Regions from separate parts of the Homo sapiens genome. Here region 2 is linked to region 1. Evidence: chromatin loops called from intact Hi-C (ENCODE). Cell type or tissue: K562. All regions are shown on one strand. Each heading gives the region's core, and the rest is flanking DNA. Links, peaks and the distances in the headings are about the cores only.

The links. A loop is a pair of places that touch in the nucleus more often than their neighbours do. Peaks named below come from ENCODE experiments on the same cell type or tissue, not always from the same donor. Only the 100,000 strongest peaks of a DNase experiment are listed, where the experiment ranks them.
Region 2: it touches region 1 in a loop (9-fold over the local background); 6 of 110 quality-filtered maps call a loop at or near these places.

The regions. Positions count from the first base shown.
Region 1 is chr4:154,396,006-154,404,005 of GRCh38, reverse strand. The region is part of intron 1 of DCHS2 (dachsous cadherin-related 2); the gene reads left to right. Among named protein-coding and RNA genes, the nearest start is that of DCHS2, 92 kb to the left of the region's middle. In K562, for the core only: a CTCF peak has its summit at 4,323 (motif pointing left); a DNase peak (open chromatin) is centred at 4,315.
Region 2 is chr4:154,614,014-154,623,208 of GRCh38, reverse strand. No RefSeq gene overlaps it. Among named protein-coding and RNA genes, the nearest start is that of FGG, 6.0 kb to the right of the region's middle. RefSeq lists an enhancer at 6,204-6,353. In K562, for the core only: a CTCF peak has its summit at 4,293 (motif pointing right); a DNase peak (open chromatin) is centred at 4,298; H3K27me3 peaks cover 414 bases.

The sequences.
Region 1 (8,000 bases), core at 1-8,000:
GATAAGCCCGTAGCAAGCATTATCAAGAAAAAAAGAGAGGGAAGATAAGTTATTAATAGCAGGAATGAAAGTGAGGATATAATGGCAGATCCCACATACCTTAAAAAGGGTATGTAAACTTGTTTCAGTAAATTTGACAACTTACATGAAATGGACAAATAACCAAGTTTACAAAACTGACACAAAAAGAAATGAAAAATCACAATAGCTCTGTATCTACTTAAGACATAGAATTTTTAATAATTACCCACTCTTTTTCCTTGAAATACCAGGCCCAAATAGTTTACTGGTACTAATGTCAGACAAACTCAGAAAATATAGGGCGACGGAATGTTTCCCAACTCATGTTATAAGGCCAGGATCATCCTAATATCACAACATGATCAAAGCATTACAGGTAAACAAAATTACAGCCAGTATCTCTAATGAACATAGACATAAAAATCCTCAGTAAAATATTAGGAAATCAAATCCAATCATGTATGAAAAGGATCATAAAACCAGGCGGAGTTTATCCCAGGAATATAAGTGGTTCAACATTTGAAAATCAATGTAAATTAGCCACATTACTAGAAAAAAAGAGAAAAATTTATATAATCATCTAAATAAATGCAGCAAAAGTATTTGAAAAAACAACACTTATTTGAGATTAAAATAAAACAGTTGTCAACAAACTGAAAATAGGACCTAATAAGGGCATCTACCCAAAATTTATAGCTAATTTTATACTTACATGAAACACTAAATGCTTTCCTCCTAAGATTAGGAAAAAGAAAAATGTGCTTTTCTCACCACTTCTAATCAGTATTGTAATATGAAGGTCCTTGTCAGAATAGTAAGGCAAGGAAAAGAAATAAAAGGCAAAATATTGGAAAGGATAAAATAAAATAATCTTTAGTCACAGATGACATGATTATGTTGAAAAGCCTAAGTAATCTATAATAATTTACAAATAAGTGAATTTAGCAAAATGTGAGGATACAAGGTCAATATACCACAAGCAATTGTTTTTCTATATGTTAGCATAAAAGTAGTAAATGAAATTTTAAAAATTGAGTTGTTAAATAGTATCAAAAATCAGATAACTAAGAATAAATTTAATAAAATGCACGAGGACTTGTACACTGGAAACTACAAAATTCTGCTGAGAGAAAATAAAGGAGATCTAAATAAATGGAGAGGTATATAATGTTCATGCATTAGTGTATATGTTTGGCTGTGTCCCCACCCCAAATCTCATGTCCCCACATTTCAAAACAAAGCACGCCTTCCCAACAGTTCCCCAAAGTCTTAACTTATTCTAGCATTAACTCAGAAGTCCAAGTCCAAACCCTCATTTGAGACAAGGCAAGTCCCTGCTGCCATGTAAGATGGGACTTTGCTCCTCATTCACCTTCTGACCTGATTGTGAGGCCTCCCCATCCATGTGGAACTGTGAGTCCATTAAGCCTCCTTCCTGTATACCAGTCTCAGGTATGTCTTTGTTAGCAGTGTGAGAACAGACTAATATGGTATACTTAGTACTTTTAAGATGTCACTACTTCCCAAATTGATCTATACCTTTATCACTGTCCCAATTGACATTTCCAACAAGCTCATTTTATAAAAGTTGTGAGTTGATTCTAAAATCTATATGGTAATATAGTGGATCTAGGACAGCCAAACATTTGGGGGTTGGGAGATGGGGAACTTTCCCTACTTGATTTAAAACCTTGTATAAAGCTATATTAATCAAGAGAGTGCAGAATAAGCATTAAGAAAGACAAATAATTCAGTGGAACAGAATTAGAGTGCAGAAAGATATCCTCACATTGAGTTTTGACAAGGGTACCAGGGCAATTTAGTGGTAAAAAGAAAGTCTTTTCAATAAATCATTCTGGAATGATTGGACATCTGTTTGGGGAAAAACTTTACAATCTCACACTGTACATGAAAATTAATTTGAGATTGCTTATAGACCCAAGATTAAAAGTTTCTTCAAAGCTTCTAGAAGACAACACAGCAGAATACCATTGCACTTTTTCTTTTCAGTTGCCCAGGCTGGAGTGAAGTTGCATGATCTCAGCTAACTGCAACCTCCACCTCCTGGGTTCAAGCGATTCTCTTGCCTCAGCTTCCCGAGTAGCTGGGACTATAGGCACGCACCACCATGCCAGAATAATTTTTTGTATTTTTAATAGAGATGGGGTTTCACCACGTTGACCAGGCTGGTCTTGAATTCCTGACCTCAAGTGATCCACCCGCCTTGGCCTCCCAAAGTGCTGGGATTACAGGCGTGAGCTACCACACCTGGCCACCATTGGCACTTTTGAGACAGTGCAGTTTTTGAGATAAAAGTATTTCTTGGAGAGGAAACAAAATGCCCAGACCATAAAAGAAAAAGAAGACTGCTAAAATTGAACTTCATCAAAATTTAAAAAATTTGCTCATCAAAAGACATCATTAAGAAAATAAAAAGGCCTGCTACATATTGGAAGAATATAGTCTGATAACACCAATGTTGATGAGGATGTGGAGCAGCAGCTGGAACTCATATGTTACTGGTAAAATACTTAGAAGTGTTTTGGTAGTTTCTGTAGCAGTTAGATGGGTACCCTATGACCCTCCAATTCTGCTCCTAGATTTTTACCCCCCCAAAATGAAAACATGTCTGCAAAAAGACTCATGCGATAATATTCATGGCAGCTTCACTCATAGTCACTCCAAAATGGAAATAACAGATGTCCGTGGTGAATGGATAAATAAATTATGGTGTATAGAGTTAATAGAATACTACTAAAACATGAAACAATAGGGATGAATCTCAAAAAACTTATGTTGAATGAAAAAAGAATCAAAAAAGCACATGTGTGATCTCATTATGTAAAGTTAAGGACGAGCAAAATTAATCTATGGTGATAGAAATGAAAGCTGTGGTTGCTTAGGGGCGTGGGAGTGACTGGGAGGAGGAACAAGGAAGCCTTCTGGGCTGATTTAAATGTTCTCTATTTTGATTGGTGTGTTGATTGCACATACACATTTCAAAACTCATCTAACTATACCTTAGGGTCATTGCATAACTCTGAATATAAATTTACTGCAATGAAAGTGATGAGAAAAGGCTTGGCTGAGAGAGTGGACTTCTTAATTTTCTGGAACTGCATGCAGTTGGCAGTTCCCAAGTTGGGAGCATGGAGTAGGTGGACAGAGAGCAAACTGGTGGGGACAGGGTAAAAAAAGAGCGAATGTGTGCAACGTTACATGAGAGAGAGGGAGGGATTTTGTAGCTAGCATGAGTGTGAAACCTTAGAGGAAAGAGAAGGATGTCTAAGGCAGATTTTAAGGAAGTTTTATTTGTTTGAAGCAGCATATAGATTCTCATTATCCCTTCAAGAAAACCCGAAGTGAAGAGCCGCATTCTTCTTTTTGGTGTTCAGAGTAGGTTCCTATTGCTTTTGAAAGTGTCACTATACCGAGGCTAGTTGTATGAGGACTCTGATTTGCAAGGGTGTCAGGTAGCATCCAACTCTCATTTAATCATCAAATAACTCAACCACCCTTACAGCATGGGGGGCGAGGGTCGATGGGTGGTTACTGAAGAGTGTAGTGTACATTTCTGATTTCCTGGATGAGAAGGACCCTGGAAAGACATTCTGCAGGGGTCCTTATATCATCAAACAATAAGGGCTAGTCTTGAAAGCCTACTTCCTTTTTTTTTTTTTTTGAGACGAAGTCTCGCTCTGTTGCCCAGGCTGGAGTGCAGTGGCGCAATCTCGGCTCCCTGCAGGCTCCGCCTCCCGGGTTCACACCATTCTCCTGCCTCAGCTTCCCGAGTAGCTGGGACTACAGGCACCCGCCACCACGCCCGGCTAATTTTTTGTATTTTTAGTAGAGACGGGGTTTTACCGTGTTAGCCAGGATGGTCTCGATCTCCTGACCTCGTGATCCGCCCGCCTCGGCCTCCCAAAGTGCTGGGATTACAGGCATGAGCCACCGCGCCCGGCCGTGAAAGCCTACTTACTTTTAAAGGAAAATCTTACTCTGGATTTATATGTGAAGAATCCTGGTGATTCCATCATGGGTTGCTTGAACAGAGCGAAATGCCCTATGGATTTATGCCCTCTCACAGCTCATTCACAGCAGCGTAGCATATCCTCTCTATTCGTTTGCTCCCAGAGGGATCCCCCTAGGTTTCCCTTGCTGTTCTGAAGCAACTTGAAATGCTGTGAAAACCTCAGCAGAATGTTCCGGGAGCTGCTGGAATTTACTTTCTTTATTCCTCAGCCACTATAGACCAACATTGGTTTCGGATTCTGCTTTGGTGCATGAATCCCTTTGTCACCAACTCCCTCTGCTGGTCTTGTATTTCCTTGAAATATTAAAGATAGCAACTCCAAACAAAAACAAGATGATGTTCACTTGCAAGTGAGCACTCAATGAAACTTACTTTATTATTCGCAGTTCTCATTTTCCTTCCCACTTTCCTGTTTTTAGCCATTACCTCCAGCCCTCTATGGTCATACTGTGTAGTTCTGTAGTTCTGAATCACCACGCCTCAACACATCGTTGTTGGGGTCACCAGTGAGGCATGTCTCAGATAATGTGCTCTTTCTTTTTAATGCAGAGTACTTAAAATATGTATTTCCATAAACTGTCTCTAACTCTTAACAGATTTGTACTCACTAGTTTTTTATATTTTTTGGCAGATTTGAATGTTAAACTCTTGCGTGGCATCTGATTTGGGGGAACGATTAAAAGCAAAGGGAGAGGGTGGGTAGGTAAAAGTTGAATTATTCTTAAAGGTTCTGGGAATGATACCATATTTTAAAACCAATCCAGAATGGAAAATGGAAGTTGCTCTCAGGCATGACAGTCTAGCATTTACAGCTCAGTTTCTGTTTCCAATTCTCCCAGAAGACAGATATCATGAAATTGTTCATGAAACTCCAAATCTCCTCTTAAGATGATGTTTTTTGGAGGCATGGAAAAAGCCCACAGACACGGAGGGCTCGTGCTGATCGTACTGTTCCCATTTTCCCTTAGACCTAGTGAGAAGGCGGGGGTGATGGGGAGCAGGGTCCTGCCTAATTTGAGCATGTCAAAGAAAAAACTGTCCTTTTAAAGCCTCTGCCAATGTTTTGGCTGGAGGGATATAGACCTGTAATCCTCTATTTAGTAGAATAACTTAGTGAGTTTTTGCTTATGCAGATTTAGACTCAGATCTTAGTTCTAAATAGGAATGGAGACTTAAGTCTCTTTATATAGTAAATGTGACTTTATTGGTTAGGGCCGGCAGTAAGTTTGGGGGAGAAGGTCCTACTTGAGAGCTCACTGGAATGTAAATGACTAAGAGTGATATTATCATGGGGATAGCTTTATAGGGATAGGAATTCAATAACATTTATTTTCCAAAAAACCATTCAAAAATTTTGGAAGTTATTCTATATCATAAGCACATTAGTTGAGGCATACCTCATTGCTGATCCCAACAATGATGTGTTGAGGTGTGGTGGTTGAGAATTATGGAACCATAGTGTCACAGTCAAAGGGCTGGGGCTGTGTTCTTTAAAGACAGGGAAGTTGGAAGGAAAATGAGAACAAGAATAATAACAGTAACTATGTTTTGTTGAGTGCTTAATATATGTCAGGCATTGGACACTTTCTGCACGTTATTTCACTGAATCTTTGCTGCGACCCTGGGAAGTGGCTAATTAACTTTGATAAAGTTTGTACATGGTGAACCCAGGATTCAAACTCCTCTTTTCTACCCCTATAAGGGCATGGAGAGAATTTATGGGTACAATTCTTGATTTGAATGAAATTAAAATGAAATCAACAAATATCCATTGATCATAGTGTAAGGCCTTATGGCGACATAGATTTCAGAATCTCTTAGAAAACATAGAAGATAAACATGTACCAGATGGGATTTTTCCTCCTTAAAGCCAAAACAGAAACAAAAACAAAGTGTATCTACTTTCATGCCCATTATTGTCTCCTTTTCCAGTCTCAGTCCTTGGTCTATTTATTAACTCTTTCTTTTTATGCCTTCAAACTCTCCCCTCACTTGCCATTTTCCTTCTTTGTAGGTTTACTCTACCCAACACAGAGATGAGCAGATATTCTGAGATTTTGTGCCAGGTTTTCATTATTCATTTTTGGGGGAATGAGAGGAAGAAAAAACTACTGCTCAACCACCTCCCTCATCTCCTCATTTTGAGAAGCTGTTGCTCTGAAAGGAGCCCTTCGGAATTCATTGACAAATGGGAAATCTGGGTCTCAGGAAGTGCCATTTTTTAAAGTGAACTTGTAAAAAGTCAATTCTTTGCCTGTCCTTGGGAGAATTAACTATGGAATGGGTAAAACTCAGACTGTTAGGCACAGTCAGGTTAAAAAAGTAGGGAAAAGGTACCCACTAAGGAGGGATTGTTGTCTAGAAAAACCAGGGACACGGTATCTTGTAATTAAAGGGTGTCACAGTTTTGTGAAAAAGCAAGTAGTATTTGGTAAGAAGCATGAGAAGTATAAGTGAACTTTTTTATTTAATATGATGCAATATTTTACTTAAATTGAGCCCATATCCTAAATTGGGTCAATTTCAGGTATACAAATGGGCTCTCTTTTCAAATACAGAATAGGTATTCTAGACCTAGACTAAACTTACTTCAAACTTTTGGCCTAATTTGTAAAAGAAGTTAAGAAAAGAAATAGAGAAAACAATCACTCAGTAAGTCTTAGCCCAAATGGTATGTGTGAATGAAATAGATTTTGACAAATATGTAAGAATCTGTTTAGCCTGATAAATGCTTGCCCATGTTACTGTTTATGTCTCTTTCCCATGCTGACTTATGTTGGCTTTCTGTTGTCATTAGAATTAGTATAATTAGATTAGTGCGGTGTCCTTTTCTGCTCTTAGCTTATATTACATGCCCCTGTGCTTCCTGCACTCCACATGAACATGAGTTAGACATTCATGGGTCTTACTTTTTGCTCAGGCTGATTTCAACAAGGATGCCTTTCTTGTCTTAGGCTATTATTCCTACCAATTCCTTCAGATTCTGTTTGAAGAAGTTATATCAGGAAGGTTTAGGATATATAAGTAAATCAAATAGGAGATGGTCACTATCAGAATGATACAGAGAAGTAGCGCTGAGAATTCAGAGGAAGGGAAGATTACCTCAGCTGCGGGCATCTGGGAAGAGTTTTGGGAGTGGTAAAAATTGCATTGGGCCTTTGTATTCAAATAAATGAATTATGAGTAGCATTTTGTTATACTGAAGTAGAGTGGGAAATGGAATTTCATGCAAAGAGAACACCATGAGGCAAACACTGGAGTGAGGAGTGTGTGAAACAGTGGATTGTGTATTTTGGCAGGAACAGGCATTGCAAAAAATAAAAGAGAATAGGCTATAAAGGAGGTTAGAGACACCGTTGAAACTTTGAGCACAAAGTGTTGGCATTGGGAGCTCAATAAACTCTTTCCCTTCCTGAATTCAGAGCCAGTTAAGAGATTTTAGGTGTCAACAAATTGGAGTTATAATGCCATCATCAGTACTGTTAGAGCTGATTAGAGAATGGACTTTTAATTGGTGGCCAAGTGGGCTTATTCATACTCCACCCTTGCATTAGACAAAATTACTGGTCAACTGAAGGCCTCTCTTTTCTGGGCAGAACCTGTACCATGTGGCAGACATCAGAAATTGTTCAATTCCTTCCTTCTTCCCCCACCCTTCCTTCCATCTCCCATTTTTCCCTCCCTCCCTCCCTTCCTTTGTTTCTTCTTTTCTTCTATATATATTGAGTACCTATTATGTGCCAGGTACACTTCTACTGCTGAGAATAAAGTATTGAACAAGGAAGACATAAGACTTACATTTAAGAAAGAGTTCAAATCTTCTTAAGGCAGACCAGATCTGAAAAGAAAAATCCCAGAAAAGCCTCAGCTGATCATGCTCAATTTCTTCTCCTAAACTCAGGATGCTGTATAACCACAGAAATGACAAATGTTTACCTCGCTCAAT
Region 2 (9,195 bases), core at 726-8,725, 220 kb before region 1:
TAAATTGGAAAAAATAAAAAAAAATCAACAGCTTAGAAGCCAATATACAGAGGCCATTTGGGGGTCATTTATTATACCCTAACTGCTAGGTTGGAAGTACCTCCAAACACACAGAGAATCCCAAATTCTGAATTTCAGATTTTGACCTGAGGACCCATTTCAAATGCTGTTGACTGACACTAAGAAAAATATCTACTTCACCACCCCTTCAGCACAAAAACAGAGAAACCTAACATATGGATAAGAACTTACACACATACAAAAAGAATAGGTGGGGGATATTTAATCTACAAGAATCTATGTGGCAATTTGAGTGCACAGGTGTATCCACAGAAGTGGCTGTTGCTGTCTAGCAATAACTTCACCAGCAGGTGGCTGTATTACACTAACCATTAGAGAGGACTGGGCTTCCAACAAAGTGCCTTAAAATACAGTTCTTTTCTTGTCTTTTTTTTTTTTTTTTTTGAGACAAAGTTGAGACAGGGTTTCACTCTATCACCCAGGCTCTGAAAAGCAATGCAGTGATTCAAACACAGTTCACTGCAGCCTGGACCTATTGGGCTCAAGGAATCCTCCTGTCTCAGCCTCCTGTGTAGCTGGGACCACAAGCACACACTGCCACGCCCATCTAATTTTGTTACTTTTTGTAGTCTCGTTTTGTTGCCCATGCTGGTCTTGAACTCCTGGGTTTAAGCAATCCTCCCACGTCAGCCTCCCAAAATACTGGGATTACAGGCGTGAGCCACAGCACCCAGCTAGAATAGAGTACTATATTTCTAAATTATTTGAATTTTGGTTTGAATTAGCCCTAATAAACCCTATGTATTCATCAAAATCTGTAATGACATATGCAACATAAAAATCCATTCACAATGAAATCCAACAGTTTCCTCCAAGCATCTCAGGAAATTCAGCACAACTAGATTATATCACAGAATGTACTAATTAACAAAATCTATTTACTAGACAGCCTACCCATTTCTGGCACCACAGAACATGAAATGTGTTAAATGATTACCACTCATTCTGTATTATCTGACATATCTAACAGCAAAGGTTTCATATGTATGTATATGTATATATAATGTGTATACATATATCTGTGTATATATATATAAAATACTGTTTATAATTCTTTCATTTGAAAGCATTCCAAGACACAGATAAACAGCTAAATCACATCCAAGCGGTGTCATTTGGAGATATGAAAGTCTTTGGCTTTTGTGTAGGCACAGGGCCATGAGGTAGAGTCAGAGCCATTCTTCCCCTCTCTGCCTGTTCTGCCAGCTCTTAAATTCAGTCCACATTCTGTCCTCAGGTTGTTTTCTCCTTGGAAACTCACTTCACCCTCCATCAGCTCACCACTAGTTCTCATTCCCAAAGCTCTATCATCTCCAGCATTCTGACGCCATCTCCTCTTACAGGTCTCACTCCCATCCAAACTTAAAATGTTGGAAATTGGACTCTTCATTTTCTCTCTTCAGCAGACCAGTTCCTCTTCTTGTTTTCCTATTCATGTTAGTGTTCTCCCATATTTACTGTTTCTCAGAGTTATTATCTGTGAAACTTTTACCCCTCTCCTACGTGTTCATTCAGTCTTTCCCTAAGTCCTTTCTATTCTATTTCTGTAAAGCGATTGAATTTCTTGAACACCTACTTCTGTAATGTGTTAAGGCACTGGGGCTTGGGGCCAGTCTACTTTTTATTCTTTGGGCAGCATTGATGCCATATTCATCAATAAAGCAATATGCATCATTAAACTGGATTATCCACAATCTATTTTGTTTTTGTTTTGTTTTTTATTTTCATAGATTTAGGGGTTACCAGTGCAGTTTTGTTACACAGATATATGGTTTAGTGGTGAAGTCTGGGCTTTTAGTGTAACCATCATCGGAATGATGTACATGTACTCAATAGGTAATTTCTCATCCCTGACCCCTCTCCGACCCTCCCACCCTTTGGAGTCTCCAGTGTCTATTAATCCACTCTGTATGTGCATGTGTGCAGATTTTTAGCTCCCACTTATAACTGAGAACATGCTGTATTTGTCTTTTTGTTTCTGAATTACCAAAATCTAATTTTAAACTTCAATAGAAAAAAACTGATACCGTTGGTTTTTAAATTCTTTTTGCAACAAGAAATGATTATGGCATATCTTCAGTATTAAATACTCTAACAAAGAGGAAGTATACAAGATTTGAGATTGTCTAATGGAAATAAGGCCTTCTTAGGTAAAGCAGGTATGGTTACTCTCCTGTGTAGGGCAGTGGTTGTCCTATTTTACTGTGTATAATAATCATCTGGGGAAGTTTGTTAATAAAATGAAGATTCTTGGGGTCCACTCCCAGATACTCTTCTTCGGTAGATCTGGAAAGGGGCTGAGGAACCTAACATTTTTAACAAAGTGAAACAGAGTAATCTAAGGAGCATTTTAAGAAATAGTCGCTTAGAAGAAATTCTAAGTACTTAAAATAGAAATAAAACGTCTTTACGTCATTAAATGGCTTTATACAACTTCTCTTAGTTACCTAATTTGTATTTGATCCCATAATTCTCTTCTAATAGCTGACTGTTTTGTAAAATTCTCTTTTTAGATTCTGATGTCTTCAGTTTCCGGGTTTTTCTCAAGTTTAAATTTCAGTCTTGGTAGAAGTAATACCTTAGGCGAGCTCAGTCTTTCCTACCTTACTTCATATGAGTTTACCAGATCCTGTCATTGGGAGAGCAGGAAGTAGAGAGGGATTCCTGAATGGAGAAAGAAGGGACCACAACAAACCTAAGTAGGGCTGGGTGCTGGGGCCAGGCTGGAATGCACTGGTGCATTTCCTGACAGTAACCATAGGCTGTGGCAGCCTGAGGCCCAGTGGCAAATTCTAGTTGAGAAATGGAGTGCAGTGGGTGACACAAGGTCCTGCAATAGTGTCCCAAATGTAGGTCATGACCACTTGCTGACTTGGAGCACAGCTGAGTGAGCTGAGCTAAAGCATGGGACCAAGACAGACAAACCTAAGGAAAGGGCCAGGTGAAGGTTACTTGGCTTTCTCTATGACACATTCTAGCCCTAGTTCTGCGTATTCTAGAGAATATGCACAACACAATGCTATAAACTCCCTCATTTCCCTATCTTCTAGGATTTGACTGACCTTTGTTAAAGTTGTACTGTTTGGTTAGGGCAGCCCACCTGTTCCAGTCAAGCAGGAGTGGTTCAGAGGCCTATGTGGAGCTTTCTCTCCTTATAGTTTATAAAGCAAATCAGGAGAAACAGTGACCAATGGCTCTAGGCAATTCCTCCTAGTGTTGTGATATTCTAGGACTTGCCCACTCTATTTTATGTTTATCATTCAAACTTGGAGTTGTTTTAAAATGTGACACAATTTTGCTTTAGTTTTCCAAAAATTAAATACATATAAAGTTTCCTTCAGTCAAAAAATCACGGTGAATGTCTTGCTCCTCTCCTGATCCACTCAAATGGAGTCAGGAGGATCACCGTGGTCCCTCCCCAGTACTCTCCATCAGCTCTATCACTGACCCACACTGTGAGATCTGATTGCCTTGCTACAGATTTTTGCTCTGAAACAGATGGTTTTGAAATGGGTGTATTTCCTTTTCTTGAATGATTTTGTTATCTGCTTAATGGTCATGTTCTCTGCCTCAAACTGCATTTTAGTATTTTATGTTAGTGTTTTAGTAATATTTAGTAATTCTTAATATTTTAGTAAAATATATTTTATTCACTCAACAAATATTTATTGGGTGCATTGATCAAGCACCACAGATAATAACAGATTAAAAATCCTTGCCTTCATGAGGCTTACATAAAATTTACTTTAATTAAGGTATTATTATATGATTATGAAGGTATTTAATTAAGGTATTATATAATAATAATTGTATAATAATTAAAATACCTTTTATGTCAGCCTCATGAAGGCAAAATTTTGAAATTTTATGGGATATGCTACCTCAATCCAATTTATAAGATATACCTAACAAGTTATATTGGCCTTTTTTTTTTGGAGAAGCTTAAATACAAGGCTGAGAAGTTTATATTTAATTAGACAGGAAATGGGAATTCCTCAGAGGATTTTGATGAAGAGAATGGCATAACTCGCAAGCTCAATAGTAATGTGTAGATGGTCATTGTGGTATTTTCTGGCTAACTTGCGCAGTGTTCCTCTCTTAGTATACTTCTCATTCTATTACTTACCTACACTTGTCAAATCTCTGACAGCTCTAAATGAAAAAATATGTGTCTGTTGGCTTTAAATCATTCATCCTCCAGATGTATTGGGGCCTGCAGGTGGCAATAGTGAGCCAGCCATGAGCTTTGTAACTAGCCTCACCAGAAACCCAGCAAATGTCACCTTAACCTAGAGTGCTGCCCGACCACCATATCTAAAACAGCACCTCCTCTAGTCTTTCATTTCCTTAATCCTTCTTCATTTTTGTTCACAGCCCGTGTCACCAACTGACATTATATAATATTTTGTTTATATCCTCTTTCTCTCCACTAGAATGTAAACTTATCAGCAGCGACTTTGGTTCATTGTGTAGAACAGGGCCTGGCAAATAGTATATGCCCAATATGTATTTACTAAGTGAATGACCACTTTGATCTGAGCATCCAGCAGAGGAACACCATGGGACAGTGTGCAGTTACCCGGCAGCCAAATTTTGTGGTGCATATTTGATTCAGCATTATTTTAGATATTATCCTAGATAAATTCTATAAAGTTTCTCGGTCAGAGCTAGAAATGGCTTAACATATCAGGTTAATATGAGGAGGGGTATGGGGCCTTCCATAGCCATAATTAGATGATGTAGTATTAAATATCAATAAAGTACTAATGAGGAAATTAACCTTATAAAGCATAGTGAGATCCACAGGAAGTATTGATATGTAAATATCAGGTAGTTTTCCGACGCAGAAGGATGCATAATTAAGCAATCGGTTTCCTGGATCTTGGTCAACAGAATTTCCTCTCTGCTGTTTATAAAAGGTAAAATGCAGTGTTCTAAATTTTGACCTAACCTTGTTTCTTTGTGAATGAGCTTGCTCTGGTCAGCCCTGAAGCCAGACCATTCTTCGGTAACTTGCAGCCATAGTGTTATCCATCAAGAGTGTGATTTACACTCTAGGCTTTCTTGCACAACATTCAATAAATATTTGGGTCTTTGACTTAATCTGGTTTTGCAAATCGTATCTTTGTTTACTTAGTAGAGGTCACTGCTCCACCACTCAAGGTAAAGTATACACAGAAATCTACACTTGAAGAAGACAGAGATATGTCACCTTTCATGGATGAAGCAAAGTCCTTCAAAATGTCAATAGAAAGTTAGCCTTTGTACACAGCAAATCCTATATGGATTTAACTTTGAAAGGACTATAGTGCAATTACACTAAGACAATAAACTAACCCAAGTAGTTAGAATTTAAAACAAAGATCTAAATCTTATAAATGTTTTGTTTGTCCTCATTCAAAATTGCAGGTTAAAGCAAATGTGTGCGTTAAGCTAGATAAGATGACTGAATTGCTTTGATGATCTGATAGCATTCTCTGTTCTTCTTATTTTCTCTCCTTCTTTAGAAATATATATATATTCCTCCAAAGATAGTTTATATGACAAAATAACTACAGTTTTTCTCAAACAGGGGCCTGTCCACTTTCAACATAGGCCAGTATTTCTACTCAAAGGCTTAAAAAGTTTCTTCTTTCCGGAGCACATTCTTGTGAATATAACTTGGCCCCTTGGTTGGTGGTGGTTTATTTTTCCCCCCAAACTCATTTGCTCTTGTAAATCTCCTGCTAATCATATTTAGTCATGAAAATTCTTTCATGGGGTGAGAGATTTAAAATCGTAGATTACACAAAGATGGAAAAACACAAACAAACCAGTAGCAGATACCAATGTGGCACAGCAAAACACTTAAATCCAACTTCTCTGTTCAATTTGTCTCAATCCAGGGCACCTCAGATCATTCCTTAGTCTCAAACTAGTATTAAAAATGGCTAATTTCCAGCCTCTTTGGCCTCTGTAATTGCCAATGGGATAATCCTTCTTTCTCTAGGCACCCAGTACTTTATTTCCTAAATTCCAATCACAGCAGAGATTTTTCAACATCCCTGCCGCTAGGACAGATCCCCCAAATGACACATGTAATGAAACTTTATGAAGTTAAGAAGTGCAAAACTCAACCTGTGGGTGCTGTTCTGCTGCCAGTGAGGGAGTCCATTTTACTTGTGCCCAATGTTGTTTTTGTCTTTGATTTACATAGTGAAACTAAAAGCACATTGTTCACAGACTACCAAGAAACTTTTGCGTTTTCACTTTCCCTGGGCTATTTTTATACACAAAGCAAATATTCTAACAGACAACTCTGTTGCCCTTAATGGGATATTTTTACTATTAGGTTGGACTGGCTTTCAGTATGCCAATAGGTCATTTTCTTTCTGCCAGTTTTTAGGAAATCCAGTTCTGAGGGTTCAGGCTATAAATTTAGCTTAGATCTAGAAATGGTTTACTTGTTAGAAAAACAGATATATCATTGTCGCCATTGATTTGAGCTTCCTTGACCACGCAGTGGCTGTCTCTCCCTTTAACTTACTGATGGAATTCAATTTATCAAGTCCTATTAAACTTGAACCATGCAGTTAGCATTGAAAAACTGCTTCCATCTAAAATTGGACTGAAGCCAGGTGCATTGGCACGTGCCCATAGTCCGAGCTACTCAGGAGGCTGAGGCAAGAGGATCACTTGGGCCCAGCAGTTCAGTTTGAGGCCAGACTGAGCAACAAAGCTAGGCTGCATCTCTAAAGAGAGAGAAAAAAAAAAAAGGACCATAAACACAAGCTAATCATAAAACAACACAAATCTAGGTTTGAGAAATACTCAAAGACTGTAAAAGATCATTCACAAAATCTTGTCTCTAACCCAGAGAAGAAGATAGATAAGTTGGTAGATAGATGTAAATGTGTGTTCAAATAATCATGCACACAGTTATGTAGATGCACACACACATCTTTAAAATCCATTCTATCAGTGAATAACTTTGAGTCTCATAACACCTTGTATCTGTGTATTATTTTAAATTAAGAAGGGCTTCATGGTTGTATTAAGATTCATGGTTAAGAGCACAGGCATTGGGCCCCATGGGTTTGAGTTCCTGTTCTGGCACACTGACCCTGCATATGTTACACAACATCTCTAGGCCTTTCTTTTTTCATTATAAGATACAGGTAATTATATCTACTTCCTAGGCTTGTGGTGAGGATTAAATGAGAGAATATACATGACAACAAAAACTATACTACCACATAATATCTAGCATAAAGAAGATGCTCAAAATTGGTAGTTCTTTCTATTATTCCTTAGGGCTATATCATTTGTCACTAGGTCAAGAAGTCTTCTACATAATCAAATTTAAATTCAGCAAATAATTTTGGAGCAAAGATGAATGTAACAGACTTGGCTCACAGAGTAAATTACCAATATACACGAAGACTGTTAGCTGTAGATTTGTGTTTTCAAATCAGAACACAAACGGTTGGACGATAGGGAATTTGGGACATTATTATTTCAATAAACAAGCCCACTGACCTCAGAGTTACAGTAAATGATTATTTTGGCTTAAATACTACCTATGCTATTATCTCAAAAAACATACCTGGAAGTAGAAGAACTGTGATTTAAGAAACATTCTTCATTCCTGGAATTCATCAATCATTTATCATTTTTCAAAGAAAAAATTGGCCCAAACATGAAAAAACTAGTTAAAATTTAATAAACCTAAGTGATACTAGATTGAATGCAGGGCCAATGTAGACCGCTAAATCACTGTTGACCATTTTTTTTTCTCAGAGAGCAAGCATCTTGTCTTATATGATTTGGATTTAGGACTTGAGATTGTAGTAAAAGGAAATTATTTTCTCTAAAATTGTGATAACACATCTGGATTCCAATATAAGTCAGTTAAAAGCCTGTAATACAAGTATTCCACTTCTAAAATGGGATAAGATAGAATTTCTAATGTCCTCAATTTAAATGTTTATCAACTTTGTGAATATTATATATCTTAACACAACCAATGAAACTTTATGACATTAAGGAGCTCAGAACCCAACCTGTGGCTGCATGAATTGTTACCCTAAATTCAACAAACTAATATTTTATGGTCTTCAGCAAAAAGAACCACAAAGACATGCTCTGTCTAAACACACTTTGCTTGAACATTCTTACAGATAGGAAGTATACCTTCTCACAAGGCATGCAATCCATTTATATTATCATTTGATCTTTGATTGGTAAAATCAATTTGGATAGAATTTCCTAAACTAAACGACCAGGTGCTTTCTTCTCTGGGGAATCTTACAGAAGGAGACTGCAGTTAGTTGCAACAGATTTTTTATTAAAGAGAATTTCTGTAGCTAGAACAACAAAGCTTGTTCCCTGTGAACCAAATCTACCAATAATAGCTCTATTAAAAGAGTTTCCTATTTACATAGATTTTATACCAAATATATTTGGTAATTCATAAACCTTACAAACATTTACTTAACACTTACCATGAATTGGGTAATGTGCTCAACACATTATCCCACTAAATCTTAGTAATAGCCCTATTAAGTAAATACCATATCATAAGTATTATCTCTCTTTTACTGACATGGATAATGGAACTCAAGGAGATTGAGTAACTTGTACTGAATCACACAGCCAGTAAATTGTAAAGATGGGACTCAAACCTAGGGAGATGGACTCCAGAGCCTTAACAACTATTTATTTATACATTCTCCAATTGAGCTACACACTTCTTGAAGGCAAAGGCAATGCCTGAGTCACCTTTCATGTTCAAATCATATTAAAAAGTTAGCAAGATGTAATTATCAGTGTACTATGTAAATCTTTGTGAATGATCAATAATTACATATTTTCATTATATATATTTTAGTAGATAATATTTATATACATTCAACATTCTAAATATAGAAAGTTTACAGAGAAAAATAAAGCCTTTTTTTCCAATCCTGTCCTCCACCTCTGCATCCCATTCTTCTTCACAGAGGCAACTGATTCAAGTCATTACATAGTTATTGAGTGTTAACTACAACTATGTTAAGTACAGCTATATATGTTAGATGCCGTAGCCACAGAAATCAGTTTACAATCTAATGCAGTGGATACAGCATGTATACA